Linked DNA regions of Homo sapiens: region 1 is linked to region 2. A link is an interaction called in ENCODE POLR2A ChIA-PET data of the cell type or tissue named here. Cell type or tissue: K562. All regions are shown on one strand. Each heading gives the region's core, and the rest is flanking DNA. Links, peaks and the distances in the headings are about the cores only. Region 1 overlaps RGS2-AS1 (RSG2 antisense RNA 1). Region 2 holds the start of LOC124904474 (a long non-coding RNA gene).

What was found. Peaks named below come from ENCODE experiments on the same cell type or tissue, not always from the same donor. Only the 100,000 strongest peaks of a DNase experiment are listed, where the experiment ranks them.
Region 1: POLR2A ChIA-PET joins it to region 2 with 5 read pairs; 2 of 35 experiments call an interaction of 5 or more read pairs at or near these places.

What each region holds. Positions count from the first base shown.
Region 1 is chr1:192,931,511-192,947,773 of GRCh38, forward strand. RGS2-AS1 (RSG2 antisense RNA 1) reads right to left here. Exons shown (of 3, transcript NR_126003.1): 2 at 5,791-5,910; 3 at 4,234-4,393. Among named protein-coding and RNA genes, the nearest start is that of RGS2-AS1, 8.6 kb to the right of the region's middle. In K562, for the core only: no CTCF peak of the experiment used is centred there; no DNase peak of the experiment used is centred there.
Region 2 is chr1:193,105,607-193,121,869 of GRCh38, forward strand. LOC124904474 (a long non-coding RNA gene) reads right to left here and starts at 10,113. Exons shown (of 2, transcript XR_007066776.1): 1 at 10,037-10,113; 2 at 3,474-5,171. It also overlaps a transcript of GLRX2 not described here. RefSeq lists enhancers at 7,517-8,423, 15,922-16,263 and silencers at 10,073-10,367, 16,233-16,263. In K562, for the core only: no CTCF peak of the experiment used is centred there; DNase peaks (open chromatin) are centred at 7,735, 7,995, 8,475, 10,235 and 1 weaker place.

The DNA.
Region 1 (16,263 bases), core at 4,678-9,677, 180 kb before region 2:
GTGCACAATAGAGTACCGTTAACTATAGTCACCATGCTGTATTTTAGATCTCTAGAACTTATTCATCTCACGTACCTGAAACTTTGTACTCTTTGACCAATGTCTTCCCACTTCCCTCCCTTCCCAACCCCTGGTACCACCACTGTACTCTGTGCTTCTAGGAGTTTGACTATTATTTAGATTTCACATATAAGTGAGATCATGTAGTATTTGTCTTTCTGTGTCTGACTTACTTCACTTAACATAATGCCTTCCAAGCCCATCCATGTTGTTATACGTGGCAGGATTTCCTTCTTTTTTTAAGGCTGAATATATTTCATTATTCCACAATATACTACATTTTCTTTATCCAAACTTAATATGTGTGTAGTTTTCTATTGCTGCTGCAACAAATTACCACAAACATAGTGACTTAAAACAGCATTTGTCAGCAGAATTACATTCCTTCTGGAAGCTTCAGGGGCGAATTCTTTCAATGCCTTGCCTTTTCAGCTTCTGCAGCCGCCTTCATCCTTTGGCTTGTGGCTCCTTCCTCCATCTTCTATGTACATCATTCCAAACTCAGGTTCCAGTGTCCCATCTCCTTTATCAGATTCTGATTCCTCCTGTGTCCCTCTTATAAGGACCCTTTGATGACACTGAGCCCACCTGGATAATCCAGGATATTTTTGCATATCAAGGTCCTTAACTTAATCACATTTGTAATGTAAAGTCCCTTTTGCCACATAAGGCAACATACTCATGCATTCTAGGGATTTAGGATATGGACATCATAGTGGGAGAAGCACTATTTTGTTTTAAACTTGAGTATTTTTAACTCCATAGTGCAAATTCTATGGTTGGTGCTATCTTTTGAGCCTCAACATACCACCACTCATCTAGTCCTGGCAGAGCTGAGCTGGAGAATTCTGGGCCTGGAGTAGTTCCAAGACTCCAAGGAAGAAATCCCAGTGTTGTAACAATGATGATAGCCTTGATATTCTCTTATCAGATTCTCTTCTCCATCAAGGTATTTTTACAGTATGTTATAAGCAATCCCTATCACTCCACAAAAGAATTAATAGATACAGTCTGCTCTAAATGTGCAAATCATAACACATTCATAAAGATGGCACAAGGTTTGCTGAAGGGTATTACTCTTAGCACTCTGCACTATGTGAAATAATAATAATACTGAGAGTACCTAACATTTTGTGAGCACCGTTGTTTCCTAGATGTGTTCACGTGTTCATTATATCATTTAATTCTTAATATAATTACAAAGTATAGGTATTATCATTTTTGTTGATAAAGAAATTGATGTTTATAGGTGTTGAGTGAATTACCATATAGCTTCAAATGAAGAGAAGGGAGTCTAAGACTGTTCTAGCTGCCTCCAAAGCCAATATTCTTTTCTATAAGGCCAAATACCTTCCAGAGCAAAGGAGAAATTTCCTGCTGAACTCTTCATTCATCCCCAATAAATATAAGAACAAAATTAAAATGTAGGGCACTGGTGAATTGCTTTCTGGAATTTTTTTCTTGGGAACCTCAAAGGAGTGACAGTGACTTGTGTAGATTTTGCAAATTGCAATATCCCCTAGCTCTCATGTAGGTTATCATCGTGCTGGGAGCATGATAAATACTCAGTAAATACTTGGTGAAGGTTGTTGAATAAATTTAGGTGCAAATAAGCAAACTTTTTCAGATAACTGGTTATTTTTCATTTTTTCCATGAGGTCACAAGGGATTTAGTTGGGGAAAGAGAAGATAAGCCCAGAAAGTATACTAATAGTAGGATTCCTAAACAGAGCAGGGAAGGGACGCTCCTCATTGCAGAGCTCCACGCCCCATGGAAATGACAGCTTCTGAAGAAGTTGTAGGGTGGTAACCACCACCGCACAGATCTACCAAGTAAGGGTATGAAATCCTTTTGCCCTTACCAATTTAGTCGTTAAACCTCCTCCCTCACCACTCTTCATTTACTTACGCACAGGACTAACATATACTAAATCCCTACAATAAGCCAGTCTCAGTGCTGAATTCTAAGGATATAAAGATAATTAGGAATCAGTCCCTGCCCTAAAGAGGGTAAAAACACAATAATAGAAGAAAAATATAGAAAATAAATTCACTAAGGTATTATAGGGGCTACAACAAATTTTATCATTTATAGTGGGAAGCTCAAAATCAGAATGGTAAATTCTACCTGATTAGAGGTGAAAGTGAGGTCAGAAGAGGCTTCAGAGAAAAGGGGAGTTTAAGGAATGTTTAGGTTCTCTCAGGTTTGGGGGAAAGGGTAAGAGATAGGTGGAGAAACAGGGATGTGTCCAGATAGAGGGAATAACATGAGCAAAGGTGCAGAGATATTGAACTGTTGTGTTTTATAGAAACTGAAAACAGGTTGGTTTCATGGCTACTTTTCATTTTGAGAAAATGATCATTAGTCAAAAACATAGTTTGATTTAACACAACAAGTGCCTTCCACTTCTACAGTTTGCAATTGCTTTGGCCTTAGCTGCAGGTAACTCTGCTAAATTCCCCACGCTGTGTCTCCTTCTAGACAAGCACAGGGCAGGATTTCTACCTAAGAAGCTTCAGCTCTGCAGCTAGGTAAAGTCACCATTTTCTATGCCCAGCCAAGGAATGCATGAAGCTCCCTGCTCTCCCTCCCTTGTCTTCCTGCATCAGTCTTCATTTTCTTCCTCCTATTGTCTCCTCCACACCCCCACCTCCACTCCATCTCTTCAGTGGAACCTTGCAAGAAGCTAATGTGTACCTAGCTGCCTGTTCTCATGTGAGCCAATAGAACTAATCAAGGTACCAGTGGAAAAACAAGCAGAGATTTGATCCATCATTAAGCTAAACCAAAACACAGAGTCTCTAGGGATTTTGTGTGTGCGTGTGTGTGTCTTTCCTAGGTTCATAAATCTTAGAAATGAGAATAAGAGCAAAATAATTAAGGGATAAGTCTGAGTTCTTGAACCTTGAATACTTTCCCCCATCTTGTGTTTATTTTTGTACCCACCACTTAATCTACACGAAGAGAAGTCCACATTAAGGAAGTCCTTTATGAAAAAAATCACATCAACAGGTGATTAAAATTTTCTCTTGATATACTTTTACATAAGCATTGCGAGCTTATTGAGGGATAAGCATCTTGGAAATACAGTATTTCCAAGTCTAAATGTCAAACATAATTCAAAAATAGCCCACTGGAGTGTTTCCCCCAAACAAAGCAAATCCTCCTCCAAACCCAACATGTCATGGGTGTGCAAAGTTTAAAACAAGGGCAGAGGACTCTACAATAAATCCCAAAATATTGGCAGGCCTGTAAAATATTTATGATTGGCCACGTATTATGAGACTCTATTTCTAGTACATTCTTCCTAAACAACAGGACTTTCTGCATTTTCAAAGAGCTATCCTGGATAATCACCAAAAAGTAAATATCATGAGTAAAGATGTTCAAAATTAGTAGTATTAAAAACAGTGATATTTTAAAAAATACAAGATATTTGTATTTCACCACCATCCACGCTTAGAGTTTTCCTTTTTTTCATGTTTAACTCTCAAACTTCTATATATCTGTGAGAAGTATGGTTTCACTTCAGTGTAGACATCATCACTGTATCTTATAGTCAGAAGAGATTGTCAATATCATTTAATTCAACCTTTTCATTTCACACATGACCAATTGGGTAAATCGTAAGGAGCGCCTGCTAAGAGGTACTGTACCAGGGCTGTAGGAGAGATCTTGATGGGAAAAAAAGATGCATGATTCCTTAAATCATTTGGAAAAAAATTATTTCATTTCTGTGTTAAAGAAGGTTTATATCTACTTGAAGAGATTCAGTAATGTATACATATAGATTAAAGCAAAAAAGGATAACTGCAGAAAGGCTGATCCAAACCAAGTGCAATACATAGACTAAAGGAAGTCATTTTGCCTGGTGGAATGTTGGAAGGCTATCTCAGGTAATAGGATTTAGACTAGATTAAAAGGATCAATATATTTTCATTAAATAGCAGTGCAATAAACAGTTATTTTCCATAGATGGAATAGTGTTAGTAAAGATTCCTATATGATAAAGAATATGTGTGTCCCAGGAGTTCTAAAACCAGATTTGGTAGAAGCAACAGAAGGAATCATTAGGACTTCTTAATATTGAGAATTAAACAATAAGTTTGCTTCTGGCTACAAGAAGTAGAATCTCAATTTAACCAAATAAAGCCACTTAGTCCAGAGTTAGGTACTTCCAGACATATTTATTCAGTAGCTTCTTAAATTCATCAGGGAAATGCTTTTTCCACTTTAGCTCTACTCTGCCATCCTCACCATGTTAAGTTGAATCTCTCCTCATGTCACCAGGTGGCCTCTGCAGTCTGGCATCACTCCAGGTACCACAGCATCCTATGTAAGAAAAGAGACTGTTTCATCCCTGCATCTCCTTTTAATAATGAAGAGATTTTTTCCAGAAGCTCTCCAGCTGAGTTCTTATCAGCTAGACCTAGATCACATACTCATCCTTACACCAGTCTCTGATAAGACAAAAGTATTACCAAAACTGAGCAGTGTTTTACCTTCGAGGCACAGGAAGAGAAGTCAGGGCTTCGCTAACAAAGAAAAAGGGAGACTGGCTCTTGACTAGGCAACTCACAACGTTAAGGAACCACAGCTATTCCCTGAAGCCTGTTGGAGGAAAAGGTAAAGTAAAGGGCTTCTCTCCCTATTTAGAACAATGGCTCCTTTACAAAGGCTGGGAAGATGGTGGTTGGGAGTTCCTCTAGGCAACAACAGACCTTATTCAATAGATGATGGTTTGGGGTTTGGGCCATGGCACCTTCACATCCTACTCAAATCACTAGGTGGTCAGGTCCATAAGGAGGACAGGAGCAGAGAGAGGCCATAGTTCAAGGTCAAGATTTTTAGAGAAGTTTGTAAGTTCTTCTCTTCCTTCCTAGTGTTGGGCAGGTGAGCCTCATAACATCATTAGGCACCAATCTTAGGCACTCTGAGGGTAGGTCCTTCCCAATTGCATGTCTCTTGCCAGTCATATAATGCAATCCATATATTTAAAGAGTTTCTCAAATCAATTCAAATCTCAAATCAATTTATTGTTTTGTCAATTACTTTATTTCAGAACATGATGTCAGAATTCTTAATACCTCAGTAAAGGTAATGTTTTGGGTAAAGTAACTGTTGCATCCTGCGTCAAGGGCATATAATCTGGGCACCCAAGTCAATTTTCATAATCATATGTTGCTACATTGTCATTTTAGTAAGGAAATGATGATGATGTTTTGTGAAACCACATCTTTTTTTCAGCTACTGTTTTTTACTTTATGATAGGAGGGGAAAAACACAAAAACAGAATGAGTCACTCCATTGCCACCACTTCTCTATCATTTTCCTTCCTGTTTTCCTATTGGAGGTTGCAGTTAAGGTCACTTCTGGACTCATTAGAGTCTCAAATCAGGCTTAGATGAAAGCACTGAGGAGATGTTTTGTCCTTCATTTGACAAATATTTATTCTAGAACACTGTTCCAAAGAATTAAAAATCTAAATAAAATATAGCCATCCAGGCAGCTAGCAGAAAAATAATGAAATAAAAGTACATTTATTGGCATGGAAAGTTGTTCACAATAAAGGAAAATATATATCCATAAGCATTGTTCACTTTTCTGTGTGTATGTGTGAGTAGAGACTGTGTGTATGTATCTATCCAGATATTTTTTTTCATTATTCATGTATATACATAGATATATTGAGCGTGTAGTGTGCTATCTTAAACAAACAAAACACTTGCCTGTAGTTACTCTGTCTTCTAAGAGCTGGTGTAGGGGTGGTAGACAGTGATGTAGAAGGTGGTCAGAATCACAGCTTTCATGCCAGTGGGAGAATAAATCTCTATACTGCTTTCTTTTGCCTACACAAGCCAGTACAAAAGGAGTCTTGCCTAAGATTTTAATCATGTTAAAAGAAAGATTAAAATTTCAAAATTTAGGGTAAGTTTTGCCTAATACATTTTAACTTTAGAGCAATGCACATTTGCATAACAAAAATCTCAAAGAACATAGTTTCTATCTTTAAGGAGCTCTTTTAGAAAAACACAGAGGAAGAAGTCACTGCCTCTACCTGGAGGTACCCAGGTAGGCTCCCTCAAGGAGTTGGTCTTTAAATTGGGTTTTAAATGAAAAGTCCTCAGAAAATAAACAGCACATGTTAAAGCATAAAGGAGCCTGGCAATTCAGTAGGACTGGACCTCAGACAGGGGTGTATGGAGACCCACATATGGAAGGGAGTGTAAGTGGTAGCAAAAGGCTGTAACAGCAAATGGGGCCCAGATAATGAAAATGTAAGCCAGCCGGGCATGGTGGCTCACTCTTGTTAATCCCAGCACTTTGGGAAGCCAAGGCAAGAGGATTGCTTGAGTCAATGAGTTCAAGACTAACCTGGGCAACATAGTGACACCTCTGTCTCTACAAAAAAAATTTTTTTTAAATTAGCTGAGTGTAGTGGCACACACCTGTAGCCCTAGCTACTCAGGAGGCTGAGGCAGGAGGATCACTTTAGCCTGGGAGGTCAAAGCTGCAGTGAGCCGTGATCACACCACTGCACTCCAGCCTAGGCAACAGAGTAAGACCCCATCTCAAAAAAAAAAAAAAAAAAGACAGAAAGAAAAAGAAAAGAAAAAGTAATCATCTCCAAATGAGATTTCACCTTCAACATCATGAAGAGTCACTGAAGATTATATTTCCTTTAACAAAAAAGAACACATAATTTTAAAAGTGTTTTTATGTAAATTTTTGTAATCATAGAACAAAGGATATAGGGAACTAACTCTTTGTTCTTAACCTGAAGCTTTAGATCCTTTAGACTAATTCTCTTGGAGTAGAGCAGCACATCCAAAGTGGGGCTCCGGACTGGGATCAGCCAATAACACATTTCTCACCAGACCAGGGGGAAATAACAGACATAAGAACAATGTAGGGAATTTTGTATAAAACTAAATCTATTCTGTATTTTATTTTAATGTGTGTACATTTAAGGAGCACGAGCACAGTTTTGTTACATGGATAGACTGTGTAGTGGGCTTTTAGTATAACCATCACCTGAATAGTGTACATGGTTCCCTCCTCTCACCATCTACTCATCTCTCACCCCCTCTCACCCTCCCACTCTTCTGAGTCTTTATTCAGTATTTTGAAATTTATTTTTAATGTCTCTCATTAGCAAAACAAAAAGGAAATTGGCAATCCCATGTTGGTGTCCCCTAATGTATTTTTACTTTCTTGTTCATTAAAGCTGAAGTTCAGGGAACTACTGGACTACAGTTGTGTAGTTTCACTAGACGCTGAAACTAGCCAGAAAAAGGAAAATAAGCAGGGCAAAACACATAAAAACAAGCGAGCAATCAAAGAGTTAGAGGAAATTCCAGTGGTCTAGGAGAAAATGTGGAGGTGAAAAAGGAACTGAATTTAATAACAAATAAAGCATTAGTTTCCTGCAAAGTTGAAATAAATATTTTATTTTAAAAAAAGAGACATTGTACATTCTTCTTTTAAATTTTTCGTGCCAAATACCTAGTTTATACTTTGTATTTTTAGAAGAATCATTTGAGGCTTAAAATGCAAGGCGTGTGTATATATAAATGTCTTTCCTTTATGAGATACGTGTCTTCTGCACAGAGGGCTGTAAAAAATTATCTAAAATTTTTTTAATAATAAGAAAATTTTTGCCAAATAAATCTTTATTCTCATATTTTTTAAATGCTAAAGAACCTCTCTCAGTAGATTGTGTTGTCAATTCTAGCATGGAAGAATTAGAATCATGTTCTGGCTTGTGCAGTGCAGAGGAATTACAGGATATTTGCTGGGCGTTTCACCTTATAATTCACTTTTCCTCTGTGTGATCTTCTCTTTCTAATGTTGTTCTTTTCTTTCTCCTATAGTCAATTTACTTGCAAGCACCTACTCCTAGTTTGTTTCCTGAGTGGTTGTAGGTATCTGCCACAGGCTGATAAACTTCCCGAGGTCAGTTACCTCTTAGTCTTAGTCTTCTCTTAGTATCCCTGCAGAGAACCCAGGCCCATAGACTCATTTAAGCTTGTTTACTTACTTTGCCTTCCCTCAAAGAGCGATAAAGAAAATGACCTTAGCTCCATAATCCTCAACTCTGATTTATAGAACAAGGCATCCCATTAGTGGCTTTCATTTCCATCCTATCAGTCAATTGTGTTTTGGCAGGATACCTCAAAGTTAAACATCATAAAGCTAGATTTAATGTTAACTTATTGCTATGTAAATGGAAATATCCTTTTCATATTTCACTTTCTATTTGTGTTAGATCATAAAAAATTAAATCCATCTAGCTCTAGCATATAATAATGCATGTTTAGAGACAAGAATAGGAATCAGAAGGGTAGATTTGAAAATAAGTTTGAAAATGACAAAAAGATATTTAAATCAGACTTCATCTTTTAAAGAGCAAACATTTGTGCTTTATAAAATTCACTAAATTTATTTGTTTCCTTAAAATAATAAGAGGATAAAATTTGAAGCTCCATATGCAAGTTTTAAAAATGATAATTTTAAAATGTTAATTCTTTGTTAGCTAAGGAAGTATTTTGGATATATCTCTTCCACAATTTTATCTTCTTCTTTTCAATAATTATTTTTAACATAAATTTAGCTTATAATTTCATCATCAAAGCTTTAAGAAATCCATAAGTATTTTTAGCAACATTGTAAATCTCTCTTATTTCTATTCTGCTTTTTTCCATTCCATTTTTTATTATAGTTAAAAATAACTATAATACTAGCCCAGTGTGCATTCTTCCTCTTTGGGGTATATTTTAAGCAACTAACAATGAATCCAATTTGTCAATAGCTCAGAGCGCATATTAGACAGACAAATACATTAAGCACGGAAATTTGCATTGAAATAAACATACCATCACGACTTCTTAAATTAGGATTCACAGTAACTACCATTTAGTGAGTTCTTATCATGTAGCACACACAGTGCTAAAAATTCAATATGTATAAATACACACATACATATATACATACATATATAATCTTGTTTATTCTTTATAGTAACAGTATGAGGTAGGTACATTTAACGTTCCCATGTTACAGATAAGGGTACTGACACTTATTAAATGAAGATATTTGGTAAGAGGCAAAGCCAGAAATAAAATTCAGGTTCTGCCTGTCTAACTCTAAAATCTATAGACAATAACCTGCATAATTGCAAAGTGGGCAGACTGATAACCTTATAAAATCAGGATCACCCAAATTCAAAATGACACCCAACACTCTCTGACCCTTATTACATAATTTCTCTAGTGAGCAAACACTGTCATACTTTGCAAAGACAATTTCATACTTCCTCAATGTCTGTCTCATAGCAGCTGCTCAATAAAGATATGTTAAATAACAATAATAGCAAAGATTTAGATAATGCTATATACAAAGCACTTCTCTTTCTTTCCTATTTTTTTAAGTTTTAGATTCAGGAGGGACATGTACAGGTTTGTTACATGGATATATTGTGTGATGCTGAGCTTTGGGCTTCTATTGAACCTGTCACCCAAATAGTGAACACAGTACCCAATAGGTAGTTTTTCAACCCTTGACCCTCTCCCTCCCCTCTTTTAGTGTCCCCAGTGTCTGTTGTTCCCATCTTTGTGTCCGTGTGTACCCAATGTTTAGCTCCCACTTTTAAGTGGGAACATGCAGTATTTGACTTTTCTTACCTTTATACATTTTAACTCATTTAATTTTCTTAACAGCCCTATGAGGGTAGTTACTATTGCTAGTCTAATTTTGCAGATGAGGAAATGGAGGCACAAAGAAATTAGATAACTTCTTCTGGGTCATGTAAGTGGAAGAATTAGACTTCAAGCCCAAGCAGTCTTGTGCCCTAGTTCCACAGTCCATAGCCCAAACAAATAAATGAATGAAATAACCAGAATGATTTTTGCCAACATACATCAAATTATCACTGCCTTGAATCAAATCGTTCAGGGACTCCCCACTAGTATGTAGGATAAAAATGTGCAGTTCATAGTCCAGCCTGTAAGGCCCTATATGATCTACTACTTCATCTTTCACCTCACATTTTGTGCCCTTCACTCTCCTCGGTCTCATACAGCAGATATCATTCAGTACTTTCCTTCCAATCTGGGTCCTTCACACATGTTGTTTCTTCTCCCTAGAAGCTCATTCTTAAGACCTTCAACTGATTAACTTGAATTCATCATTCAAGACTCCACCTAAATATAACTTCTTGTGAGACAGTGTCTCTCATATGCCTATATAACCAAGGTATCTACTCTTGTTATATAATCTTGTAGTACTTAGTACAGTTTCAAAGGGTATGTGCCTGTCTATCTGTCTCTTCCTCCTTCATTACACTGTAAATTTGATGAGGGCAGAGACCATGACTTGTTCTAGTACATGTCCTGTACTAGGTACTTGACAGAAGCTTGTTGAAAGTGAGAATGAATAAACAGCTCAATCAAAAGCATTATTCAAAATGTATTGTCATAATATTGTGCGCGAATGTGTATGAATGCCAATTGCCAAATATATCTGCCAAGCACTAATTTAATAATCAAGAATATCCACCAGGTCTCTGAGGAGCTAAGATTGAATATGGTTATCAAGCCAAAGATATAATGAAAACGAAAGAGGATCGGCTTCCTCTTTTCTCTCATCATGTTAAATGCAGTAACTATAGTTTTATCTGCTACATGTGTGATAACAGCACATCCCCTCTTCATTGAGAAAGGCCTCCCCCTTACCTCAGTGTCCTGTCACAGGTACGAGCCAGGGACCATGTCAGGCCAGAGTTGTCCATGCTTCAAGCAACAATGATTCCTTAGAACATGAGCACAAGGCCCCACATGGGCCAGTCAGAATCCTCCATGTGACTATTAGATTAGTTCAAATTAGGAGCACTTCCTTCTTTGCCTTTGGAGTCACAATTCTAGGAAGATTTAAATTTAAGCTGCTTAATAGCCATCTTCCCAAGTCGTATGGAAGAAGCCTGTCTGTATCACCAGAAAAAGAGGCCCAATGTGCTAACACAAACAGAAATAAGCAGAGATGAAAAGCAGAGAGACATCTCTAATTCTCATTTAAGCTATTGTACTCCACTATATCTGAAGTCAGCTGTATTCCAGACTTTCCAGGTAGGTAGGCAAACAAGTATTTCTTTTTGATAAAGTTGTTTTGAGAAGATCTTTTTGTCACTTGCAGCCATGTGCCCTGATTCATACATCTTCCCAATCAAATCACAATTCCAATACTTGGAAACACAAAGCCTTGGAGGGGCCTGCGTCAAGATTTACAGAAAACTGAAAGATTATAGGCTTGGTTCAGACTTACAGGGAACTTACACACAGTGCATAAGAACAGAAAATCCTGTCATAATCACAAAAACCATACCAGGTCATACAAAAGCCTGGGAAAGTGGAATGTCCCTGAGGAAAGAAGCAAAAAGGAAGAAAAGTTACCCCTTCCACAAAAGTGTCCTTTTTTTCCACTGAGGGTTGCTACTATTACAGGTAGAGGCCCAGGAGAAATACTCATCATGTTTCCTGCATGTCCAAATGAGAATTCCCATCAAAGCAGGCCTCACTTCCTCTACAGAAGCTACAGGGGTTGCTGTTTGTTTCAACCTAAGTCTGGGTTATCACTATTTTAAACCTCAAGAACATATAATCCTGCCATCATCTGACTCTTTTGTAGATCTTGTAACATTTGAAATCTTACATCTGTTCCTGTGATGCAATTAACTTTAGAGTTAGACACCAAGTTTGTTATCCTTGTAATTCCACAGTGTTCCCCGGTGCCTTGGGAGAAGAGAGGCACAACACTACAGACAGAACGAAGAATTTAAAGGAGCAGCGAAATGAATGTTTTAACTCATAGCAGAACAAATGGTCTGAAAGTTAAGTAAAGGCTCATCTACAAGTGTGGATTTTTGAACATAGAATCCCTATCTGTGTTTTGATTTTTTTTTTTTTCCCAAGAGCTTGGTTTTCCAAAGAAAAAGAGATTTGGGTCATATTAATTGCCAACACTTAGAGAGCATTTACTATAAGGCAGGTGCTGCTTCTTATTTGAACTAATTTAGCCTTCTTAATGATTGTCCGATTGTCTTGAATTTACTGTTGAGAAATGTCAAAGAGGTTACACTGCTTGTTGAAATTCACACAGCTGTGTAACCACAGCTGTCTCTGCTGTTGCCTTTATCACTACCTTTCCCAGAATCACTTACTGCCTAACAATCTTGGGTATCTCCATCAGCTCTTTCTCCTCTTTTGTATATCAACAACTTTAAATTTTTATACAAAATATATTTAAAATCTTTTTTAGGGATTTCCATGAAATATCTGCCCTCCATTTAGCTATTTTGTGATACTTTCTGGGAGATTCTTCTCAACATTATCTTTCATTTACTTTATAGAATTTTTAAAATTTTTAATGAATATTTTCTATTTCCAGGATCTATTTTTTGGTCTCTGAATTCCCTTCTCAAGGCATCCTTAATTCCCGTGAGAATACTAATTAGAATTTATTTGGTGTTTCTCTCTTTTTTCTTCCATTTTCAGAACTCTTTATTTTTCAAAACTTTATACCAATTAAACAATCATTCCCCTTTCCCCTCTCCCTTCAGCCCTTGGCAATCAGCTTTCTAGTTCTTTTTCTATGAGTTTCACTATTCCAAGGACTACATATAAGTAAAACCATACACCATTTGTCCTTTTATGACTGGCTTATTTCATTTAACATGATATCCTCAAGGTTTCTCCATGTTGTAACTTGTGTCAGAATCTCCCTCCTTTTTTAAGGCCGAATAATATTCTATTATGGTAACTGTGTGTCCATAATAAAATGTTTATGTGCATTTTTCTAATAATCAGTGATGTTGGACATCTTCAATTTGCCATTTGGAAATCTGAGCTTATTTGTCATTTGTATATCTCTTCAGTGAAATTACTATACAAGTCTCTTTGTATAGTAATATATATCTCTTTGTATAGTATTGTATATCTCTTCAGTGAAATTACTATACAAGTCCTTTGTCATTTGTTTTTGAAAAGTTTTTCTGGGTACTGGTGATTTTTAGTTAGATGAGTAAGTTCTTCAGATTTCTAGGATTTCAGTGCACCCATCACCCGAGCAGTGTACACTATACCCAATATGTAGTATTTTATCCCCCACCTCCCTTCCAACCTTCCCCTTCGAGTCCCCAAAGTCCATTACATCATTCTTACAACTTTACATCTTCATAGCTTAGCACCCACTTATAAGTGAGAACATATCACATTTGGTTTTCCATTCCTGAGTCACTTCATTTAGAATAATGGCCTCCAGCTATATCCAAGTTGCTACACATTGTTTCTCTCTTGTTCTTTGCACTATATGTATTTCCTCGAGGACCAGAGATTTCTTTGTTTTCCACTTGTGTTCATGTTATCTCAAATCTCTAGCGATCCCTTAGCCTTTGTTCATATTTAAGGTTCTGCTAACATGAATGAAGTGTTTCAACTGGCTGATTTGCTTTAGGGAGATGACTGAGTAAACAAGTTATTATACCAGGGTTCTTAAATGACACCATTTAGAGGTCATTTGTTGGGGGGGGTGGGGGGACACTGTCCAATTTACTTAGAGAAGAAACTTCTGATCTTCTAACTGGGAATTAGAGGAAATTATGCCAGTATTATGTACATTGTAGTAATTGGCAATTCCATGTATAGACTTCCATCTCCATGTTTTGAACTTTTCTCTGCTGAACCTAACGTCTAAAAATATCTTCTGACCCTCACTGGGTTCTGCAAGAAAATCATTTTTCTTCTTACTCATATCTTTTCTGAGACCCTCTTGGCTGCAGCCTCCCTACTACATCTGTGAAAACGCCATTCACTTTCCATCTTCTAGAATCTTGTTGAACTCCCTCTTTTTCCTGACACCTCTTTCATTCTCGTCTGTGAAACTGTATGAATTTATTCTGTTGTAATCACTCTATTACAAGATCAAGAGGAAAGTGACAAATGCTGACTTTAACAGGAAGTCATCTCTCTCTCTCCACCAGCGGTCAGGATCCCACCCCACCTATTGCTGTGGGACTTCACTCTTGTCAGGACACTCCCACTCTCCTGTATCTCTGACCATTCTTTCTCTGATTGGCTTTTTCCCATATTCATCACATGCTCAGATCTTTATCAGCTAAAAATTAAAAAGAAATCTTAAAAAAAATTAAAACAGTGCTTAGACTATAGTAAACTCATCCATGGTGATCTCTTTCATCTCTCTATAGTCAAGAATCTTAAATGAATGGTCTGCATTTGTTTCTCCTTATTGTTCAGTGATTCTTTGCAATCTGGCCTTCATTACCACTCCACAGAAACTATCCTGATCATGTGATGCCTTTGTTACTAAAGCTGGTTGATACTTTTCCATATCTGCTCGAGCTCTCTGTAGCATTTGACATCAGTGGCCAAGCCCTCGTCCTTCCTCTGCCTTCCACAGATCATGACACCAAAGTTTCCTTCCTGGCTCTCTATTAGTTTCTTCTCAGTATTTTCCATGAATTCCACTTCCCCTGTCTATCCCTTAAATGTTACTATTTTTTAAGATTATGTACTAAGTTTTTTCTAGTCTCATTCTGAAAATTATTTACAAATTATCTCTTCTAATTCTATACCTATATTTATCAACTCAGTCTCAATGACTCGAAAATGATATCTTTAGTCCAAAGGTTTTTCTTTTATTCCAAATTTCTATACCCAATTACTTTCTGGGGGTGTGAACTACCATGGCCTATGAACACTCCAAAATCAACATCTTCCCTCACCTCCCAACCATCATCCATCCAGTTGTCTAAGCCAAATACTTGTGTATCTTCCTAGAATCCTAGCTTCCCCACTTACACATAATCATCAACTCTTTGGGGGATCTATTTAATTCTATGTGATATATCCCCAACTGATTCAATTTCATCCAATTTCAGTTAGGCAACAGACATAATTTGTCTCTGTGCCTCAAGTCTTATTCTCTAGAAGGCTTCCCTGAACCTCCACAAAACTAGTTTTCTCCTTATACATTCTTTTTTTTTTTTTTTTTTTTTTTTTTTTTTTTTTTTTTCCTGACAGAGTGAGACTCTGCAGTGCAGTGGCTGATCTCGGCTCACTGCAATCTTCGCCTCTCAAGTTCAAGCGATTCTCTTGCCTCAGCCTCCCGAGTAGCTGGGATTACAGACACCTGCCACCATGCCTGGCTAATTTTTGTGTTTTTAGTAGAGATGGGATTTCACCATGTTGGCCAGGCTGGTCTCCAACTCCTGGACTCAAGTGATCAGCTTGCCTAGGCCTCCCAAAATGTTGAAATTACAGGCATGAGACACTGCGCCTGGCCTCCTCATTATACATTCTTATTCAATGCTGTACTCCTCATTCATAGCAATCCTCCCAAGTATAAATAAATTACTTATTATATAAATGGTTGTCATTTGTCTCCCTCAAAAAATTAAGCTCCCTGAGGGAAAAGAACATTCATAATATTTAATATTTGTTAGATGAACAAATGGATCAATGCTTCTTAAATTTATTTTCTACACTGCCACTAACCTAATCTTTCTAAAACAAAAACAGAGTCATGTCACTTTACTGTAAAAAATCCTTCAATGGAAAAAAGAAAAAAAAAGGGAGGTCTACAGTGGATTCCCACTGCCTTAAGCTATTGATTTTATGTCTAAACTTCTTAGCATGAAAGACAAGGTTTTCTAAGACCTGGTCTACTTACCTCTACAGCTTTGTTTCTTTAGCTGACTGCTCAATATCACTGCTCTCCCTCAACTTAACTGCAAATAAATTCAATACTTCAGAAATAACAAAGGAGGAAAAACACTCTTTTAATATTTTATTATGCTCAAATAATTTAAAAATATATAAATAAAATGATTAAATAAAGCCCCAAACCTTTTTTCAAATAAGCACCCTAAATTATCTAAATCACCTAGGATGCTTGTTTTCCTAAGAACCAAGGAATATTTCAGGTGATTTAGTATAAAGTATAGCATGCCCAGACAAGATCCCATAACAGGAGTTACTTACCTGGTGCTGCTTATTTTGGATATCAGAATTTTAAAGGAAATGAGGTCCATTTGGTTTAGGCATCTATATATATATCAGTACGTAGAGGACTAAATGAGGGTTTAAAAGAATTTGTTGAATATAACTGAACCAACTCTAAAATGAAAAATA
Region 2 (16,263 bases), core at 7,225-12,224:
AAGCGGCTCACTTGCTTATCTCGAGGGTTCATCCGAGCCCCGCCTCTGGATTCTTTTAGGTTTAGGGACGCTCATAAAGGCTCCCAGGCACTTGGAAGCAGTGCATGAGGATGGTGGCAGACATGCTGGGGAAACGGAGGAGAAAAAACATGACCATCCAAAACAGAATCAAAGTGGTGCCTCAGATGTTTCCAACTACCTGTTACACAAGTTTTTGTGTGGATGAAATAAGAGCCTAAATATATCCTCTTATAATTAGGCAATTGGTCGAGACCCAATGTAAATTATGGGGATATTGGGGTTTACATCCATAATTAAAAGAAAAAATCCGGTGTTGAAGGTTTACTCCAAAGAAGACAAAGATTATTTCCCACCACCTGCCAAAAAAAAAAAATTAGGAAACAAAACAAAAGAAATTAGCACAGAGATGTTTCACCATGGCTTTGGAAATGGGCGATTGCTGTTGACAGGATTATTTAAGCCACTCAGTGGTGGTAATAATAGCCTTTGTGCGTCACTATTTAAGGTTGGGGGTAAGCCTTTATTTACTGAGGACACTGAAATTCATCTTAAAGTCAAAGGTCAAATGGTACATCTAAAATTCTAAACAATTATTACAACAATCCAGAGCTTTTTTGATTCTTCATGTTCAACTAAGTGTAAAATTCATGTTACCAAAGTACAAAATAAGAACTTGTATTTCTGACAGTTCTTTTCCAACATTCAAATGGGCTATGTTTGATTACTTAATAAAAGGATGGAAGTTAGTTGCAAAAATAAATACCCCCAAAGGGTAGGAATTCATTCTTTTTAAAGACAAATTTGACTTTGAAAATTAAGGCATGTGGCCAGGCGCGATGGCCTGTCCTGTAATGTGGCCATTACAGGACTGCCCGCTGACCCCGTACCCAGAGGCCGCAGCTGCCGCAGCTCCCGCAGTGGCCAGTCCTGTAATCCCAGCACTTTAGGAAGCCGAGGCGGGCGGGTCACCTGAGGTTGGGGGTTCAAGACCAGCCCCTCCAATATTGGTGAAACGCCGTCTCTACTAAAAATACAAAATTAGCCGGGCGTGGTGGCGCATGCCCGTAATCCCAGCTACTCGGGAGGCTGAGGCAGGAGAATCGCTTGAATCCATGAGGCAGAGTTTGCAGTGAGCCAAGATCACACGATTGCACTCCAGCCTGGGCAACAAGAGCAAAACTCCGTCTCATAAAAAAATAAATAAATAAAATAAAATAAAAATTAAGGTATGTTATCTATCTATAGTGTTGTGGGCTTTTTAATTTTTTTATAAAACTATTTTGGAAATTTATGGTGTTATGTTAGTTTTGAAGTCAAATTTTACCTCATCTCAAATTGTTTTATGAAATAAAGATCATTATGAGGTGAACCGATCATGTTACAATTTAATTTTAATACAGCATAGATGGACTATTATCAAGCACAGAATTCACTGGACAGATTTTTTTAAGGATTTCAGAATGTAAAGTACTTCAGAAGAAAGTGTTATGCCTGAATTCAGCATAATATATTAATAAATATATTGATAATTTTCAACTTCTTTGTGCTTCGTGGGGTAGCTACAGAAGTGATTATTATTTTTGGTCATAGTTGTGATGACTGCAATAGCAAGTTAAGAAATATGTCAGCAGACAGTAGAACGGTGGTTGCCAGGGCCTGGGAGAAGGTGGAAATGGGGAGATGTTGGTCAAAGGGTACAGAGTTTCAATTATGCGAGATAGGTAAGTTCTAGAGAGCTAAAGTACAGCAATGTGACTATAGTTAGGAAAATCGCAATGTATGCTTGAAATTTGCTAAGAGGGTAGATCTTGTGTTCTCACACTTGCACACAAGAAAGAAAATGGGGCCAGGTGCGGTGGCTCACGCCTGTAATCCCAGCACTTTGGGAAGCTGAGATGGGTGGATCAACTGAGGTCAGGAGTTCAAGACCAGCCTGGCCAATATGATGAAACCCCATCTCAACTGAAAATACAAAAATTAGCCGAGCATGGTAGCACGCGCCTGTAATCCCAGCTACTCGGGAGGCTGAGGCAGGAGAATCGCTTGAACCTGGGAGGCAGAGGTTGCAGTGAGTTGAGATTGCGTCACTGCACTCCAACTTGAGCGACAGAGTAAGACTGTCTGGAAAAAAAAAGAAAGAAAGAAAAAGAGAGAAGAAAATAAAGGGAATAGAAAAAAATGGTAAATATGAAAGGTGGTGGCTATGTTAATTAGCTTGATTGTGATAGTTATTATACAGTGTATCAGGCTTTGGAATGAATGTTTGTCCCCTCTGACACTTATGTTGAAACTGTCCAATGTGGCAGTGCTGACAGGTGGGGCCTTTGAGAGATGATTGGGCATGAGAGCTGGAACATGAATGAATGGATTAATGGGTGATCATGGGAGTAGAACTGGCAGCTTTATAAAACAGAGTTCTCTGCTGCCTTGTCCCATGATGTCCTACATGGCTTGGGGAATCTGCAGAGTTCCCACCAGCAAGAAGGTCATTACCAGATGTGACCTCTTGACCTTGCACTTCTCAGCATTCAATACTGTAAGAACAATTTATATACAAATTACTCAGCTTCAGATATTCTGTTATAAGCAACAGAAAATGGACTAAGACATATACATGTATCAAAATATCAAGTTGTACATTTTAAAAGTAAAGTGACAGACCAGGCATGGTGGCTCACGCCTGTAATCCCAGCACTTTGGGAGCCTGAGGCAGGTGGATCACAAGGTCAGGAGTTCGAGACCAGCCTGGCCAATATGGTGAAACCCCGTCTCTACTAAAAATACAAAAAAAAATTAGCTGGGTGTGGTGGCGCATGCCTGTACTCCCAGCTACTCTGGTGGCTGAGGCAGGAGAATTGCTTGAACCCGGGAGGCAGAGGTTGCAGTGAGCTAAGATGGCTCCACTGCATTACATCCTGGGTGACAGAGTGAGACTCCATCTCAAAAAAAAAAAAAAGTTGTTGGCATGAAGACGTGAAGGCAGGCCAACTGGAAGGGAAGCATCCTATATGACTGGTTTGGGGAGCATATTTGGAAAGCTGGTAGTCATTAACCAAGTTCTAATTGTTCTGGTCTGTTTGCTCGAAGTCAGAGTTTTATTGTCATGTGTGTTCTGCCCATTATCCATTTATATATTCAGTCCCTCACCATTAAATAATGGGATTCCATAGTTAACCTCTTGTTCCTGAATTCTATAAATTTTATGTGCCCACTATGTGCCAAGCACTGTAGTGAACAGCACAGAAATGACACTAGCATTCATGAAAACCTAGGATAATACATAAGAGGAAGGCCTAAATTGAATTTGATATTTTGGAAGGAATGGCAGAGGAAGAAACTTGTAACCTAAGGTTTTAACAAGAGTAAGAGTTAGGCAGACAAGGTGGGGGCAGAGGGAGAAGGGAAGGGGAAGAGCTCTCCAGGTGGTAAGGAAGAAGACAAAAGCTATTACATGCTTTCCATGCAGAAATTTTTTATTTAATCTGATTTGAAATTAGCCATGTTCGCAATTTTAATTTGTTGGTTTAAAAAAGCAAGCATGACTTGTCTGTGTTTCCATATTTAAAAATCCGTGTTGAAAGAGCAAATAAACCAACAAATCTAGTTCTGTCATATGCCTTACTTTTACTGCCCTCTACTTTCTTTTCTTGGTTTCGCAAAGGCTATTTATTAGATATTCTTTGAAGTTTTTATTGAATTGGGCTTGCTGCTTCTTTTTATTGGAAATTCAACATGTTATTCTTCTGCTGTACCAGTAGCCAACCAGACTGAGATCAGACCATCATCCCCCAGCCCCAACAGATCCCCATATTATTGGAGCACCTTAGAACAATTATCAATACAGGTACAATTTATCCTAGGAGATGACTGTTGAGTCAAGCTCAACTCAATTCTGAAAAAAAAAAAAAAAAAAAAAAAAAAAAAGCCCAATATCTTTAATGATTACTTTTATGTGTCAACTTGACTAGACAATGGATGCCCAAGTATTTGGCCACTAGGTGTTTCTGTGAGGATGTTTTGGAAAGAAATTAACATTTAAATTTGAAGACCGAGTAAAGCAGATTGCCCTCCATAATGTGGGTAGGCTTTATCAAATCAGTTGGAAGTCTGAATAGGACAAAATGATGACCCTCCTCCAGCCAGGAAAGAGTTCTGCTAGATGTCCTTGGAACTGAACATTAGCTCTTCCTGCCTGATGGCCTTCAAACTGGATAATTGGATCTCCTTGGTTCTGCAGAAGCTTTCTGGCCTTTGGACTCCAACTAGGACATTGGTTCAGCATATATTAAACTTGCCAGCCTCCATAATCATGTGAGTGAATTCCTTTCAATTAATCTCTTTATATATATTCTATTTCTCTGGAGAACCCTGACCAATACAATATTCAATTGTTATTTTATCCAAGATAGAAAAAATTGTTCCATTTCTTTTTTTAAAATTACTTTTATCCTTAGAGTTCCCAAGACATAAAGTTTCGATTCGGTAAGTCTCTAAGTCCTTTTCTCTGTAACATTCCCACACAAGGCTATACTTAACATTAATGGTAATGAGATTTAATCACAAGTCTCCAGTTCTAGTGTTACCAAAGCTCCACTATATGGTCCAAACACTGAACAAAGACCTATCAAGCTGATTGCTATTATATAAAGCACAAATCTGATAAGGGATCTGATATGGGCATAGTCAGGACTGCAGTAGTGAAAGAAGTCAGTTCCACTCCCGCTACTTATAGACAAAGTGAAGAGCAGCCTCTGCCATTCAGGATCTGGATTGGCACTAACAGCTGGATCATTGTGTTTTCCTGTTAAATAAAAATAAATTCAGAATACCAACAACCAGATAAAACCACTCTGTGACCATAATGAATCAAGACAAAACAAGGGCTGGGTGTGGTGGCTCATGCCTGTAATTCCAGCAATTTGGGGGGCCAAGGCAGGAGGATTGCTTAAAGCCAGGAGTTTGAGACCAGCCTAGGCAACAAAGGGAGATCCTGTCTCTACACAAAATAAAAAGTTAGCCAGGTGTGTGCCTGTAGTCCCAGCTACTTGGGAGGCTGAAGTGGGAGGATTGCTTGAGTCCAGGAGTTTGAGGTTGCAGTAGCTATAATCACCACTGTTCTCCAGTCTGGGCAACAGAGCAAGACTCTGTCTCTAAAAAACAAAATAAGAAAAAACAAGACCAATCAGTAATAATCATATCTTAACACAGATCCCCAAATGACCACTTTGAGTGACTTCTACTTCTTTGCCACTTACAGCTTTAGCCTCACTTCATTCTTCCCACCTTCTAGATAAATAAAAATACAACTCTGCAGGCCAAATCTGTTTGCTGCAGCAGTTATGGGTCAGAATTCTGTTGTTATATATAGTCTGGCCATTTCCCATTTGTATATTGTCTCTCACCATTAAGTGATGGGATTCCACAAATAATTAAACTCTTATTCCTGCATTCAACAAATATTACGTGTCCACCATATGCCAGGCACTGTAGTGAACAGTATATAAATGAATCTAGCATTCACGAAAATCTAGGAGAATACATGGGAGGGGAATCTACATTGAATTTGAGAATCTGGGAAGGCATATCAGAGGAAGTAACTCCTAACCTGCGTTTTAACAACCCTTGGGTTAGAATGGTTTAAACATTTTTTAAAGAGTTCAACAAACTCTTTAAAATATTATTCAAAGAAGAATATATGAATGAAACCATATGTAACTTGCAAAGCCTAAAGTATTTTCTATCTGGCCCTTTCCAGAAAAAGTTTACTAATCTCTATTCTAGAGAAAATTAAGAGACCCAATCATAAAATTACCCTTGCTTTGTGATAGGAACCAATACAGAGCAAAACCCCATATCACTGAATCCTTTCCAAAATTCCCTTACAAAAAACAAAATTGAACAGATCTAGTCTAACACCTTCTTGCAGAAATACTACACAGATACACATAATATGTGGTCTCGATTATAGCAAACAGCCAATAAACTTAACTTTGTTTGATTAAAAAATGTGTGTTAAAAGCAGGGTCGGCAAACTGGAGCCAAAGCCTATCTGTGGTCTGTTTTTGTATGGCCTAAAAGCTAAGAAAGATTATTACTTTTTTTTTTTCTTGAGACAGAGTCTTGCTCTGTCACCCAGGCTGGAATGCGATGATGCAATCACAGCTCACTGCAGCCTCGACCTTCTGGGCTGAAGCAATCCTCCAACCTCGGCATCCCGAGTGGCAGAGACTACAGATGTGTGCCACCATGCCCAGCTAATGTTTTAGTTTTTGTAGAGATGGGGTCACGTTATGCTGCTCAGGCTGCTCTCAAACTCCTGGGCTCAAGCCACCCTGTCACCTCAGCTTTCCAAAGTGCTGGGATACAGTTGTGAGCCACTGCACCTGGAAATTTTTACATTTTTAAGAGTTGTTTCAAAACAAACCAATACAGAAAAATACTTGACAGAGCCCTTATGTGGCCACAAACCCTAAAATATTTAATATTTAGCTCTTTGCAGAAAAGAATCTGCCACCTCCTGATCAAGAACTGTGAAGAGTCGGACATTTTATTCTCCTTGCAAGCTGACAGATTAGTTTGTAGGTTTCATGAATGCTGACACAGAGACAACACACTTGGATCAACAATGAAGGGCTTTATTACTGAAAGCAGTAACCAGAGTGTCAACATATTTGCATTGGTTTCCTGAGCCCCAGTTGCAACAGGGAGGCATGGAAGGTCAGATGACAGCAGTTACTTTTTTTTTTTTTTTTTGAGACACTGTCTCACTCTGTCACCCAGGCTGGAGTGCAGTGCCATGATCTCAGCTCACTGTAGCCTTGATCTCCTAGGCTTAAGCCATCCTCCCACCTCAGCCCCATTGAAATAGCTGGGACTACAGGTACACACTACCAGGCCAGTCTAATTTTTGTACTTTTTGTAGAGATGGCGTTTTGCCATGTTGCCCAGGCTGGTCTCAAACTCCTGGACTCACGCAATATGCCCACCTTGGCCTACCAGTGTGTTGGGATTACAGGCATGAGCCACCGCACCCAACCCACAGTGGTTTTTTTGTTTGTTTTTTGAGATGGAGTCTTGCTCTGTCACCAGGCTGGAGTGCAGTGTCGCGATCTCGGCTCACTGCAACCTCCTTCTCCTGGGTTCAAGCGATTCTCCTGCCTCAGCCTCCCGAGTAGCTGGGACTACAGGCACGTGCCATTACAGCTAATTTTTGTATTTTTAGTAGAGACAGGGTTTCACCATGTTGGCCAGGATGGTCTCAATCTCTTGACCTGGTGATCCGCCCGCCTTGGCCTTCCAAAGTGCTGGGATTTGAGGGGTGAGCCTCCGTGCCTGGCCCCCACAGTGGGTTATTTTTTAAGAGAATTGCCCAGGGCCAAAGGTCTAGGAACAAATATTACAGCAAGATGCAATCAAATCAGTCCTCTTCATCTAGTGAATGAGCAGTAATCATGCTGTTGCAGGACTTTTCCCTAGTTCAGCTAAAGACGGGGTTCCTTGTCCCACTGCCATGAAAATTCAGGCTTGCAGACAATTTGAATGGTGAGTAAGACAGGGTTTTATTGGGTGAAAGGGAAGAAAAGGGGGAAACAGGGACTCTCGCTAGGCCAGAGTCCCTGCTAGAGCGCTTCCTACTCAGCAGTTCGAATCCCAGTTTCCACACAGAAGAGATGGGGCCAGGCTCCCCGCTCTGCAAACATCGTGAACTTCCTGAGACTCCACCCCTGTGGGCAGGGTGGTTGGAGTTTCTTCAGGGACTCCTTCCCATGTGGCTGTCTCAATGCTGTGGCTACGTTCATGTATTTAGTTACCTATGTGATGAGCTACAGCAACTACTCAGAATCAGCAGAAAGATAGCTCTGCAATTTGGCATCCTCAGCAAGAATATGCAGGAATGCTCAGGGCCTGTGGTGAACTAACTCTGCCTAGAGTGTGCCCCTGGTGATATTTGTTTGCAAGTCATTGACAGAAGTGAAGTTTCCACCAAGATTCAGCTGAGACCTTGCCGCTGCAGGCTAAGATCCTCAACTCTCTAGTGTGGACGTCACATCTGGAATCTTGTGTCTTCTGATTGAGGCCCCCTGGCACACAGTGAGGAGGTAAGTTTATACTGAATTGAGCTCCAATATTTTGTTGAAGTTCTTCGCACTGAATTTTATTTTGTTTTCTTAGGAATTAGGTGCCCTGGCATCCTTCCATTATCTGATCAGACTTGTATCGTTCCTTGGTGAAACTGTTGTCTAGTCTTCCAGCTGTTCCTTTTACGGTCTGTCTGCTTACCAAGTTGTCAATTAGAGAAAAAGTCTACAAGAAGATACCAGGCAGAGGCTCTATAATTCTATCCTTGTGCTGGCCCTGGGGGCTGGGAAGTTCAGGTCTCCTCAGACCACTCTCTTTGAACCAACTCTTTGTCTTGAGTCTCCATTACAAATTATGCAAAGACATCCTCCTTAGTTTTGTCTTTGTGTTAGTACTTTAATTTTATCTGCTTGGAATCAGGAGGTTTGTCCACCCCATGTTTGGTGACCATTAACCTTTGGCCAATTTATAAAGACATGAGTTACACAAATGCCATTTTAGGGAACACTGCAGTACTCATAGGGCCTTCTTAATTAAAACCTGCTTTCTACTTGACAAAACCTACTTCCCTTATGTTTTCACACTATAATATTAACTTGCATGTTTATCTGTCTAACTGGTACAGTTTTACCAGAGACAATTTGAGATTACAATACCCACTTTAGCTATTTTTGACAAGAATAAGATTGTTCATATGAGAGGTGCTTTAGAACAAAAAGTGAGGAAGACTTCATGAGGAAATTTTCTTGCTTGTCTAAAAAAGAGAGTATTTAATTTAACGTAGGAGACATCTCTTCCTTTGTTTTCTTACTCTGAAGATTAATAAGTGTTGGATTTTTCACTGTATGGGTGGATAAAATTGTCCAGGGCCCAAGTTGTTCTTTAAATCAGCTATTATAACGCTCTTTTGTGTGTGTACATGTTAAAATGAGTTTTTCCATATCTAAACTTTCTCTTTTTTTCAGAGAAAGCATAATTAGCCTTTTAAGGTGATAATTTTATATTTATCTGAAGTCAACTCTCTCATTTTCTTCTGTTTCTCTGTTTTATTCCTCTCTTAGAAAATTCTAAAGATTAACAATCAAAAAACAAAAAACCAAAACATTCAATTATTGTGTGCTCACTCTAAGAATATATAGTTTAGATAAACAATCACGTAAAAGTAAACAAAAAAGTCATCAAAGTACTCATTTTGGCAGCACGTACACTGAAAAGGCCATCGAACTCTTTGTGTTTATTTTGTGAGTCCTGAATAGCCCTTGTTACCGTACTTAAAAGGTAAAAAGACAAGATCTTAGTTATTTCCAAGATAAAAGAAGAACTTTTAGCATGATTCAGAATCTTTAAATTTCAATACCATATAAAAGTAATGTCAATACAATATTTTGTTTTGAACAGGACCACAGTTAATCTTCTCATGATTTATACTTCCTATATTTCCTATGTTGGTTTTATGAGTTAAATAAATTATCATTGCTTCTACGACATGTTTAAATTTCCATATATAAATGTAAATATGTGTGTATACATATATAAATAAAACATTTGTAATGGTATTCATGCAATGCAAGAGTAATACTTTTTTTTAGGGGTAAATTTTATAAAATTCTTACAGTGCTACAAATAAGTATTTACTGTGAGAGCAAACGTGGTAAATTTCAGATCCTTAACTACGTTCAAGACATTATACAAATAATTAATTTAATTAATAAATAATGTTTTGAAGCCAGAACAGTTTCTAAGTAAAAAACATATATGTTTATTTCCATATGTAAGGAATTTGTAAGTTGTCATTCTGTTGTAACATTAAATAAAAAAACTGAATAGATTGAAAAATCAACTTTTCTTGGATCCGTGAAAGAGATGAAGATACAGGGCAAACACTGCCCCCAATATTGGAGAGAGAGAGAGATGAATACAGGGATTCACAGCTTACCTGAGCAGAGACTCATGAGTGGAAATGGCCACAGAACCAGTGCTAGGATAAGAACTTCTAAACTGTGATCAGTGAATTGCTGGATGCTTAGTGTGGACAAGTCTGAGAGTTAAAAATTCCAGGGGGATTGACTCAAGTGGTTGGAGTGGACTCACAGTTTTGTGACTCATCCCCAGGAGCTTGACCTGGTTCTCACAGTAAGTATGTTAGGAAAATCCTCACTTGTTTTCAGCAGGGGGAGGGAAAATGAATCATTCTGAAATAGAGTAGAGGACTATGTTCTTAACAAGGCCTGCCCTCAGCAAAAACTAGTTAACTAGAGTCTAACCTGCTGGGGTTTTTTTCAGAGCCTCAGTGACTTGGGGGAAGGAAAACACCAAGTCTAGCCTGCTTTAGCTATCCTGTCCCAATTAAGGGTGGAAGCAGGAGGGAACTAAGTCCACAGTCCAGAGGCATAGGGTCATTAAAAGACTGTGACCTAATCGTAGAACTACAGAGCACTTGTTCTCCCCCACAACTTACCACCATGTTATGAAAGACCTATTTATAGCAGCTCCTTTCACCTGGTATATCATGTCCAGCTATTAAGAAAAAAATTACATAAAAGGAAAAAAACAGAATTTGAAGAGACAGAGCAAGCATCAGAACCAGGCATGGCAGAGATATTGGAATTATCAGACCAGGAATTTAAAACAATGATTAATATGCTAAGGGTCTTAGTGGATAAAGTAGATAGTATGCAAGAACAGATGTGCAATGTAAGCAGAGGAATGAAAATCCTGAAAAAAAAAAATGCTAGAAGTGAAAAAAAAAAAAAAACTGTAAGAGAAATGATGAATGCCTTTGGTGGGCTCATTAGTAGACTGAAATGGCTGAGGAAAGAATCTCCAAGTTAAAGGATCTCTCAACAGAAAACTCCGAAACTGAACAGCAAAGAAAACAAAGATTGAAAAAACAGAACAGGGCTGGGCACGGTGGCTCATGCCTGTAATCCCAGCACTTTGGGAGGCCCAGGCGGGCAGATCACGAGGTCAGGAGATCGAGACCATCCTGGCTAACACAGTGAAACCCCGTATTTACTAAAAAATAACAAAAAAAAAATTAGCCGGGTGTGGTGGCGGGCGCCTGTAGTCCCAGCTACTCGGGAAGCTGAGGCAGAAGAATGGCGTGAACCCGGGAGGCAGAGGTTGCAGTGAGCCAAGATCACACCACTGCACTCCAGCCTGGGTGACAGAGCAAGACTCCGTCTCAAAAAAAAAAAAACAAAAAAAAACCACCCAGAACAGAATATTCAGGGACTGTAGGACAACTACAAAAGGTATAATGTACATATAATGGGAATATCAGAAGGAGAAGCAAGAAAAAGACAGAAGAAATATTTGAAGCAATGAAGATTTTTAAATCCTTCAAATTGGCCGGGTGTGGTGGCTCACACCTGTAATTCCAGCACTCTGGGAGACCAAGGTGGGTAGATCACCTGAGGTCAGGAATTCAAGACCAGCCCCCGCCAACATAGTGAAACCCCGTCTCTACTAAAAATACAAAAAATTAGTTGGGTGTGGTGGTGCACACCTGTAATCCCAGCTGCTCGGGAGGCTGAGGCAGGAGAATCATTTGAACCCGAGAGACGGAGGCTGCAGTGAGCCAAGATTGTGCCATTACACTCCAGCTGGGCGACAGAGTGAGACTCCACCTCAAAAAGAAAGAAAGAAAGAAAGAGAGAGAGAGAGAGGGAGAGAGAAAGAAAGAAGGAAAGAAAGAGGAAGAAAGAAAGAAAGAGAAAGAAAGAAGGAAAGAAGGAAAGAAAGGAAAGAAAGAAAGAAGGAAAGAAAAAGAAAGAAAGAAAGACTGACAAAATACAACCATATAAAATGCTCAATTAAAACCACAAACAGCTGGGCGCAGTGGCTCAGGCCTGTAATCCCAGCATTTTGGGAGGCTGAAGCAGGAGGATTTCTTGAGCCTAGGAATCTGATACCAGCCTAAAAAATAAAGTGGGTCCCTGTCTCTATAAAAAATTTAAAAATTAGCTCGGTGTGGTGGTGTACACCTGTAGTCTCAGCCGCTCTAGAGGTTTCAGTGGGAGGATCACTTGAGCCCAGGAGTTTGAAGCCGCCGTGAGCTATGATCACACCATTAGGTTCCAGCCTGGATTACAGAGCAAGACCCTGTCTCTCTCTCTCTCTCTCTCTCTCACACACACACACACACACACGCACACACACAGGAGAAAAACTGTGGCAGATATAAATAGGAACAGAGAACAAGGGCAACAAATAGAAAGCAATAACAAATACGGTAGATATTAATCCAACTTTATCAATAATAACTTTGAACATCAATGGTCTAACTGCACCAATTAAAAGAGATTGTCAGAGTGGTTCAAAATATGAGACCCAACTCTATGTTATCCACAAAATCCCACTTTAAATGTAAACACGCATATAGATAAAAAGTAAATGAATGGAGAAAAATACATCATGCTAACACCAATAAAAAAAAGTAGGATTAGCTATTTTAATTTCAGACAGAGCAGACTTCAAAACAAGGAAAGTTTGTTGGAATAAAGAAGAGCATTATGTAATGATAAGGGGTCAATTCTCCAATAAGACAGAACAATGCTTAATGTGTACGTGCTTAACAACAGAGCGTCAAATTATATAAGGCAAAAAACTGATGGAACTACAAGGAAAAATATATGAATCCATTATTATAGTGGAAGATTTCAACACCCCTGTATCAGATATGAACAGAACCAGCAGGCAGAAAATCAATAAGGATGTAATTGAACTCAACCACACCATCAGTCATCTTGATATAGTTGACATCTATAGACTATTCAACAACAACAGAATAAACATTCTTCCTAAACATGCAAGGAACATTCGCCATGACAGACCACATTTTGGGCCATAGAAGACACTTTTGTAAATTTAAAATTATATAAAGCATACAATATCTACTCTCAGACCACAATGAAACTAAACTAGAAATCAATAATAGGAAGATAGCGAGAAAATTCTAAAATATGTCGAGTTTAAACAATACATTTCTAAATAACATGAGTCAAAGAAGAAATCTCAAGATAAATTTTAAAATATTTTGAGCTGCAAGAAAATAAAAACATAACTTACCAAAGTGTATGGGAGGAAGCGAAGTAGTGTTTAGAGGGAAATTTGTAGCATTGAATGTATATATTAGAAAAGAAGAAAGACCTAAAAATCAATAATCTAAACTTCTACCTCAGGAAACTAGAAAAAGAAGAGCAAATTAAATCTAAAGTAAGCAAAAGAAGAGAAATAATAAAAGTTAAGCATAAACTGGTAAAACTGAAAGTAAAAAAATCAGTAATCACACCAAAAGCTGGTTCTTTGAAAAGATCAATGAAATCAATGAACCTCTTAGTCACGCTAAGAAGAGAGAAGACACAAATTACTAAAATCAGAAATAAAAGAGGGGACATTTCTACAGATGACATGAACATTAAAAGGATAATAACAAATGCTGTGAACAACTATATCCCACTAATTTCATAACCTAGATAAAATGGAACCCCTTGAAAGACACAATCTGCCAAAACTCACACAAGAAGAAATGGACAATCTGAATAAACCTATATATATCAAAGACATCAAGTAAATAATTAACCCATAATTAAGTACCCAACCCATAATAATTCCCTGGAATAAACTATGACTATGTCTGGGTTGTTGTTTGCTTACTCTCTGGATGGACTGAGGCTTTTCCTTGCTAGGGAGCTATAACTCCACACACTGATTTCCCCCAAACTTTAGGAAAAGTAAAGAGAACTAACAGAGTCCTAAAACTAAAATTATCAACAGTTTCGAAAAACAAATTTCATGGCCCTTCAAATTGCCATTAGTCATGATTGATTGATGACAATAAATCAACCCCTTCTGGGACCCACAGATTATCTCTTCTTGAATTAACAGCCTCCCCCTACCCATGTATTTGAAAATTTTACTTCCAATCCTACGTTCTACCATTACAGAGTAATATAAATAAATGCTTCATGAGACTTATGCTACCTGCCGAATTATCCCTAGTAGGTTCAAGTGCATTTCCAAAATACTTACCTAAGCAGACTTTGATTGATCTAAAACCTGGCAATTTGGTCCTTTGGAAAAGGAACCAGAATAAAACTGTCCTTGGGCACTGGTGGAAAGAACCTTATTGGGTACTGTTAGCAATTGAGGTAGTGGTTTAAACTCCAAGGTAATGATGTTGGATCCATCGTTTCCAACTAAAAAGACATACCACTTTCTTCTGATTGCTGGGCATTTACTCTAACAGAAGACATAAAACTAAAGATTTTTTAGGAATTCTTCAGGAGCTAATATCTGGAGATGTGGACTGCTTTTGCCCAAGACAAAGAAACCAGACTATTTTTCTGTTTTTTTCTAATTAATTTTCTAATTTTTCAGCTCTACCACTAATCTTGCCTTTTATTGTATTTTGACATCCTCCAATGAACCAGTATTGGTAGGGCAATTATAAGGGTACTTAGATAAAAACAAAAATGATCTACAATTGCTTCTGTAGACACAGGGTCTAGGTATGTTGCCCAGGCTGGTCAGGAAAAAAATGATCTACAAATTTCAATGCTTTAACTGTTAAAAGCAACAACTTACTAATGACTTATCTTACCACTTTTTAAAATTCATTAACCTAAAAAACATAATTTCTCTGAAAAGAGAGACTTTAATCATTATTTGAGTATGAAATAAAATTAAGTATCGTTTGAAGGGACTATAGTCGAGCCTCCTAATCATGAAATCTTGGCTTCCTTGAGCTTATCTTTCCATTCATTACTTCAACATTTATTAGAAGCCTCTATCCATGTATTAACTCGATATTTACTAGGAGCTTCCATCAATTTATTGAATTCATCCATTTATTACTAATATGTACCAAATAATGTTAGACAGTAGGATATGAGGACACAGATCTATGGTGTTTCAGTTTTGTGGATGCAGGCAAATAAACTATAAAGGGAAGTAATATGGTACTGAGTGCTCTGACACAGGTATGAATAGAGAATGTGGGGATAGGTAATTGTAGCCATTTCTTTATAATGTGTGTGCTTGGGGTGAGATTCAGGAGAATACTACGGGGTGAAAACATTGGTGGAACAGAAAAAAATTTCACAAACTAACAGTTGCAGAATGGCTACAGATCATATCGGAAATGAACCACACACTTCTGTATCTGTAGTCCTCTGCGTTGTGAAAAGATTGACTTTTTTCAAAACAGGTCAAGGAATTTGGTTATGTCAAACACAAAGTTGCCTCTTTTTTCCTTCTGACATGGTAAAAGAAAAAAAACAATCCCATAGGATGTGTTTGGTTGGCCATAGTATATTGAACTTATCTTAACCGTCTCAAAACGCATGTCAAGGACACCACTGAGACTTCTGAGTACCATTTAAAAAATTGGGTAGTCTGGAAGTGTTCTAAATTGGACCGTTTGGGGTTTCTGTTAGGGCAACTTTCCCATTTACATCTTGGAACACAGCCTTTTGAATATAGCCCTTCGGGATTGGCGGGGAGAAGGGACCGCGATGGAAAAAGTCATCATCCAAAGAATGAAGAGGGAGGATCCAACATTTAGGATATTTTATTGACTTGCTAGGCGCGTTTACCTTATCTTCGTATTAACCCCATTTTCTTCATTAACCAATTGATGCTGTGAGAAGCTATGTAACTTGACGAGCAGTGCCCAGAACTGTTTTTTTTTTTTTCTGGACTCGGTCTTTTCCACTCAAAACCAACAAAAAACCAAAACTCGTTCTTTTCCACATCAAAAGCAAACAAAAAACCCCAACCCCAACCCCAAGAGCCCCACTCTTTCAAAAGGGCTTCTCCGGATCACTAAGTCCTAGAGGTCTTTGGCTAGGCCTGGGTCCGATCTAAATAGGAAGGTAATTCTAGTGTTCCGCAAATCCTTGCCGAATTCCATCCCGGCCAAAGCAGGGACCCGGGGGAGCCTCTGGTCGCACCCGAGACAGTTCGTTAAATACTCAGTGCACGTGCTGGGGATGGAAGTGCTGACCCACTGCTCAGGTACGCGCGCACCTGACGCCGCTTGGTGCGCGCCGCGGGGTACTGGGTACGTGCTCCGCGCGCGCGCGCCCGGCAAAGTTCCCCGTACGTGCGCCGTACGTGGGCGCGGTGCCCCAGCGCTCAGCGTTTCAGCGAGTGAGTGGG